Regions from separate parts of the Mus musculus genome. Here region 1 is linked to region 2. A link is a contact called in ENCODE Hi-C or POLR2A ChIA-PET data. All regions are on one chromosome and are shown on one strand. The core of a region is the stretch at or near the end of the contact, and the rest is flanking DNA. Distances in the headings are between cores, read along the strand shown.

The links. A loop is a pair of places that touch in the nucleus more often than their neighbours do. ChIA-PET counts read pairs that join two places held with the same protein, here RNA polymerase II (POLR2A).
Region 1: a map of heart shows a loop between it and region 2 (6-fold over the local background). The contact joins the promoter of Micall1 here to the promoter of Eif3l in region 2. A Hi-C loop is called at or near these places in 1 of 37 maps with a recorded cell type or tissue (heart). POLR2A ChIA-PET finds 5 or more read pairs at or near these places in 5 of 5 experiments (Patski and embryonic stem cell).

Annotation. Positions count from the first base shown.
Region 1 is chr15:79,107,206-79,110,624 of GRCm38, reverse strand. It overlaps Micall1 (microtubule associated monooxygenase, calponin and LIM domain containing -like 1), which reads right to left and starts at 1,642. Exons shown (of 16, transcript NM_177461.1): 1 at 1,196-1,642. The coding sequence starts at 1,341.
Region 2 is chr15:79,073,576-79,076,747 of GRCm38, reverse strand. It overlaps Eif3l (eukaryotic translation initiation factor 3, subunit L), which reads right to left and starts at 1,525. Exons shown (of 13, transcript NM_145139.2): 1 at 1,456-1,525; 2 at 929-977. The coding sequence starts at 1,488.

The DNA of each region.
Region 1 (3,419 bases), core at 393-2,892, 34 kb before region 2:
ACCAACTGTTCTAGTTATGAGATTGGCTACTGAAACCTGGAGCAGGAGAAAGACGGGCACCAGATGAACTGCCACTCTCGGCTTTATGAACACATTAAATGAACGAATGAAAGAAAGAGATCCCAGGGCTAAGGGAAGAAAGCTGAGTAGAAGGCCGCCTCGGTTGGTTGTCCTGTGGGTCTGATTATATTTTCCGGGGAGACCCTTCTGAGAAGCTCAGGTAGGAGGGATCCACATTCCAGCCGGAAGCTTCAGATTGGCAGTTGTCAGCTGCACTAGAGACCTCCCCTGCCTGGCTCCTAATTTCTGCTCCATCTTTGTTCCCCACTGTAACCAGCAGAGCCGCGGGACCATACACCTAGACAGATTCCTATCGAGGTGGTTTGGGGAAGTAGTGTACCCGCAGTCACCTGACAGCCATTTAGCTAGGAACCCTGTGCCAGAAACGGGGTTAGTGCCCTACAGAGTATCTGCCCAAAGTGCCTTACAAAAGCTTTCTCCTCCATCCCTCTAGGTTCTTTGCGCCTTAAATGTAAATGGCAAACTAGCTGAAGAGAGAATTAAAACTAATGACCTACATTCCCACGGAAGTCCCACAAAATATGGGACTTGCTGTGCCGGATGATAGCCGCTTATCTATAGAAAGGAATGGGGTTTGTCTTCTAGGGGAGGGAAGGATGGGGAAGTGAGTAAAGCCGAAGCCCGGCAGCTTCTCCCAGGTAGGAAGTGATCTGGGGCCGCATTCTTTCTGAAGACCCTTTCCGGTAGGTGCCCTTACAAAGATGTAAATTTCTATTAGAAAGAAGTCAGCCTCCCAGAGCACCCGGGGACCAGCTCGAACTTAAAGGAAGCCTAACTGGGGGAGTGGCATATTCTCATCTCCTACAGTCAAGTTTGGGGTTACTATGCTCTGACGCCAATGGAGGAAGCGAGGCTCAGTATTTCTGCTGGAGCCTAGAGTAACGACGTCCCGAAGGACGGGTCAGAGTTCCCTCTTAGAGGTCAGAGCCTGACACCAGTGGCCCGAGGTGGGGGAGGGGGTGCACGGTCTTGGGGTCTCGGGTGGCCCTGCTCCGCGTTCAGAAGCGGCGGGTGTGAGGTCCCGGACCTCTCAGGGCGGCGCGTGCCACCGCGTCATTGAGGGGAGCGGCGGTCCCCAGCCCCGCGTGCTCGCTCGCGCACCCCGGGCACTCACAGCAGGTCGGGCCGGTGCCGGTGCAGGATGGCGCAGAAAGCCAGGCCGTCCCGGAAGGAGCTGCTCAGGTCGCGGATGTCCACGCCGCGGTAGCCCTCGCACTGGCGGCGACACCAGGCCAGGAGAGCGCCCCGCGGCCCCGCCATGGCAGGCCCGGCTCGGAGACGGCCCGGACTGGGGCTCGGACTTGGGCTCCGGTTCGTGTGGCTCCGACTCGGGGTCAGGTGGCACTGGGCTGCCGCTTGCGCTCCGGCAGGGCCAGTTTCCGGCTGTGTCTGCGGCGCGGCTCGGAGGTCGGGGCGCCACCGGCGGCCGGGGCGGGGCCTCGGTGTCTTCGCTCCGCTCTGGCGCGGCTAGGGCTGCGGACTCGGCTCCCGACCCCGCCCGGCCAGCCTGCCCCGACCTGCCCGCGAAGCCTCCGCCCCGCGTGGCCCGGCCCGGGCGGCCGCCGCTTACTCACCGCGGCCCGCTGTCCTCATTGTGGGCCGGCCGCGGGCGCCCACCGCCTCCGTCCCCGCCCCTGCCCGCCCGCGTCGCGGGGGAGCGCGAGGAGGATGGGGCCCCACCCTGCGGCCCCGCCCCCGCCGTCGAGCCCCTTCCCCGGAAGGGCGGACGCCCCACATAGCCCCTCTCCTCCAGATCGAGTCAACCCTTCCCTTGGGGAGCCCCTCCTGGAAGAAGGGACAACTCCTCGCTGGCTAGCCCCTCCCCAACGCCACCCCGCAGTCTCCCCAGGCCCTCCTACCCCAAGAGGTGGGACACTCTGGCTTTGCTGCTAGCCTGCCTCAAGCTCACCCTTAGGAACCTTCAGATTCTCCTCACTGACTTCTCTGAACCACACCCACGACTGGTCTGAAAGTCGAGGCACTTTCCCCACAGATCCCAGACCTCCAGATGGCCACCAGCTTTCTTCCATACCCCACCGCGCTACAACACTTCGAACGCCCGCCCCTCCCCCCACGGCCTGCCTAGGGGATCCAAACACCTTTACTACCACCAGGCCAGAGAGCTATGTAGTATGACAGGCTGGGGACCCCACAACCAAGTTGGTCCTTTCTGGTTCCCTCTCTCCGTGTAAACTAGGGGATCATAGATCCTTCCGGGGCTCTGTCTCTTCAACTTTTAGAATGGCTGGGCTCTTGCTGAAAGGACCTAGAAACCGACACAGAGGAAAACCTCTGCTTCCAACGCCTGGTTTGATAGTTTCTTCAAGACCCCACCAGGAGACCCCTCCCCCAGAGGCGCCTCCTAAATAAACCCAGGCTGATGAATCAGCCCCGCAGAGATGGTGACATCACTCTGACCTATGTGTAGCTTGTAGGAATGAGTCTGCTGCTCCCTTCTGAGGGAATGAACAGGGTTTTAGTCATCTGAAACAGGATTTTGGAGTTCTGTTAACCCAGGCTCAAATCCTGGTTCCCTCCCTCCCCAGCAACGTGATCTTGTGTCACCTTGAATTATAGTTTCATATCTTGAAAATGAAGATAGAGCCTTGTAGTTTATGCCCGAGAGGTGCTTGCCAGCCTGGGCTACAAGAGACTTGTTTCAAAACTTAAAAACTGGGCAGAAGCTGGGCATTGGTGGTGCATGCCTGTAAGCCCAGCACTCGGAGGCAGAGGCAGGTGGATTTCTGAGTTCGAGGCCAACCTGGTCTACAGAGTGAGTTCCAGGACAGCCAGGGCTACACAGAGAAACCCTGTCTTGAAACCGCCCCCCCCCCAAAAAAAAAAACTGGGCAGAATGGCTCAAGTGTTCATACATGGCTTGAAGGAATCCTGAGGTTACAATATAAAACTGTCTCAAAAATAAATTGGAGCCTGATATGGTGGCTACCTTTATCCCAACAATCAAGAGTCAGGTGGGTCTCTGGATGTTGAAGGTAAGCTGGATATAGAGTGAGTTCCAGGACAACCAGAGTTATAGAAACCCTGTCTCCAAATAAATAATAGGGCCAGTAAAATGGCTCATCAGGTAAAGGCCAAACTGTTGATCTGAATTCAATTGTCTACACCCACACGATGGAAAGAGAGAGCCAACTTCCAGAAGTTGAACTCTGACCTCCATGCAGATGTCATGGCACACAAGGCTTCCATAACCATAAACACACATAATGGACACAAGAATAAACGTATGGAAACTGTTGAGAGCACTTGCTGCTCTTCTGTCTGCTGGGTTGCATTTTCAGTCTGGACCTAGCTAACCACAGTAACTCCAGTTCTGGGGA
Region 2 (3,172 bases), core at 276-2,775:
TCAGTCTCAGTCCCAGACTGCTTGCCCAGCATGGGCAAGGGTCTAAGGTCAGCCGTCATCCTCAATCCCAGCCCACTGTCCTTGTCCCTCAGGACATACCATTAAAGTTACTTCTCAGCTGGGTAGGTGGGTGCACACTGCTAATCCCAACCCTCAGACAGCTGAATCTGTGAGGCTAGCATGCTCTATATAGTGAGTTCCGGGATAGCCAGAGCTACATAACGAGACCCCCATCTTTAAAAAACAGGAAAGGAAACTCACTTTCTAACCAAATGATGCATAGTACGCTATTTTCTTTCACCTTTAAAGACACATTAACATGCTTACTTTGTAAAACTACTCTACTGTAAGGGCCAATAAAATACATGCTGTGAGCATCGCAAGCCACTTGGTACTTACTTAATCTCAAAGTGACTAGAACATTTCGGTAAACTTCAAAAGCCTCCCCAAAGTATTTCACTTAGACTTGGTTTGAATCAAGGAAGATTTTCACACCAAGATTTCCTTCTTTGGGGCTGGAGTGTGTGGTTTAATCTCATCTCCGGCACCCAAACAACAAAGCCACAAAGCTTTTTGACCTTGGCCAGACAGCTCAGGGAGGAGGGCTGTGGGTGTGGTTCAGAGACCGTCCACAAGCATGGGGCTCTGGGTTCCACCCCAGTATAACAAATAAAATCTGCCCCAAGTAAGAAAAACCTAGCCGGGTCAGTGATGGTCCTCTTCTGACGTGGGCAGGTAGACCACAAAAAAGGCCTGGTTTAATTAGACTCTTCACAACCCTACCAATCAGACCTAATGGCCGACTCCACCACTCCATTAGGACGCAGTTTTTAACAGGTCCCTGTTGGGAGTCAACGCTGAGATGGTCAAAGAAAAAAGTGCCAATCCTTGGAAGGCAAGAGACAGCCGGGCAAACTGAGAGCCTCACCTGTGTGCATATCATAGTCGCCCGGGTAGGCGTAGGGATCATAAGCAGCCTGCAAGGAAAGAGACAAAGTTAGGGAGACACGCCAAATGGGGACTCCAAAAATGCTCGTCCTCGGGCCTCCATGTCAAGCAGGAGGCAAAACATACTACTCAGATAAGACTGACAGTCGCTACCTCGGAGGGCTTCACATGTGTGAGAGAAAAGGGACCCCGGGCAAGCACAAAACACGCTTACAGGTGCAACAAGACAAGAAAAACACAGTAATAGCCCCGTCTGAAGCAGACGCCATGAGAGCCAAGAACTCAGCATTAAACACCCTTCAGCCCGCCTCCGACTGACTGCGACTACACGCGGGGACATACGGCCGGCAGAGGAGGGACCCGGGGAGGAGACCCGGGGCCGGGAGGGCCGGAATGATCGAGGTCCGCTTGTTCCGGCCCGATCTGGACGCCGCCTCACCTCGGGGACAGATCCCACCGAACCGGGTGCCCACCGCGGACCCCGCCACGCGCTCACCGCTTCATTACCTCAGACTCGTAGTCATCAGCGGGGTAAGACATGGCTACGGCGCTCCAGAAGCCCGTGGGAGAGAGCGGAAGAAGAACTCCGCGCCTGCTTGGCCGGACCGGAAGTCCCGCCCAGCCCAACCTGCCCGAAAGCCTTTCCGGGGTCGCCGGGGAAGCGAAGTAGCTCTGATTGGAAGGACGGAGTTCCTAAACTATCAGAGTTCCTTCCTCCCTGCAAAACGGGCTTTTCAAAGGACATTATTGTGGAGTATGGTGTGCACGCAGAAGTAGGGGCGGGCAAGCGATAAAGGGGAAGAATGCCTAGACCCTGTTGACTCACATCTGCCATCTCAAGGATGGCGGAGGCAGGAGACTGCAACAAATTCGAGGATAACCAAAGTTAGTTATTTCCAGGCCAATCTGATTATAAAGCGGGGTCTCCAAAACAACAACAACAAAAATAAAGAGAAATCAGAAGAAAACGGTACAGAGACGATGACAAGTGACCTGCTAAGATGTAGCGTTCCTGACCTTAGATTTAGGTGTAAACGGTTTTGCCTGCAGCGAGAAATTTCTCCCCCACACCACCACCACCAAAAAAAAAAAAAAAAAAAAAAAAAAAATCAACCTGAGAACACTCAGGATGACCAAACTGGTGAAGGCCCTTGACACCAAGCCTAACGACCTGAGTTCGATGTGGGAGACCCACATGGTGGAAGGCGAGAACCAATCCCTGAACAGCTGATTTGCCTTACCTTTTGGGCACCTGCATCCTTGTCTCCGGGTCACAACAATCTCTGCTTATTACAGCCAGGTACACAACTCTGGGCTTCGGCACTCATGCTTACCTCTGACCAGACTTTAGTACAAATGACCCCGGTATCACTGCCTGGCTCTCTGTTGAAGACAGGAGTTTGCTGGACGAGTGTTGCTAATCAACGCCCTCTACTCAAAGCGTCCTATTTAGAACTGCCATTCTCCCCCCTGGCTCCTTAAGCCCTAGACTCCTTAAAGTCGTTCCTTTTGTTTGCCTGTCTGGTTGCTTTGGTTTATTTAAGCAAGAAAGAATTAGGGTTTAATAAAGACCTTACTTTTAAGATTATTTATTCCTCTGTATGAGTGAATTATGCACACAGGGCATCAATCCTCTGGAGTTACAGCTGATTTTTCAAAAATCAGCCAGCTGTACCCCTGGCTGTCCTGGAACTCAGTCTGTAGACCAGACTGCCCTTGAACTCAAGAGATCCACCTGCCTCTGCCCCCTGCTTACTGGGATTAAAGGCTTGCATAGCTACCTCCCTGCTCATTTGGTTTTAGACAGGATCTTTCTATTATGTAATTCTGGGTGTCCTAGGGTCTATTATGTAGACCAGGATGACCTCAAACTCAGAGATCCACCTGCCTCTGCCTCCTGAGTGTTGGGATCAGAGGTGTGTACTACCACACCCATACCCCTCACCCCACACCCACACCCCAAGATGTTTTGCCATAGGTTAAGCACTAGCATTAGGGGATAGATGTACTCAGAACAATGTAAGATGCACCTGAGAACAGAGCAATGAGTGTCTCAAACTAGTCATAGAAAGTACATGGGTGGGCTGGTGAGATGGCTCAGTGGGTAAGAGCACCCGACTGCTCTTCCGAAGGTCAGGAGTTCAAATCCCAGCAACCACATGGTGGCTCACAACCATCCGTAACGAGATCTGACTCCCTCTTCTGGAGTGTCTGAGGACAGCTA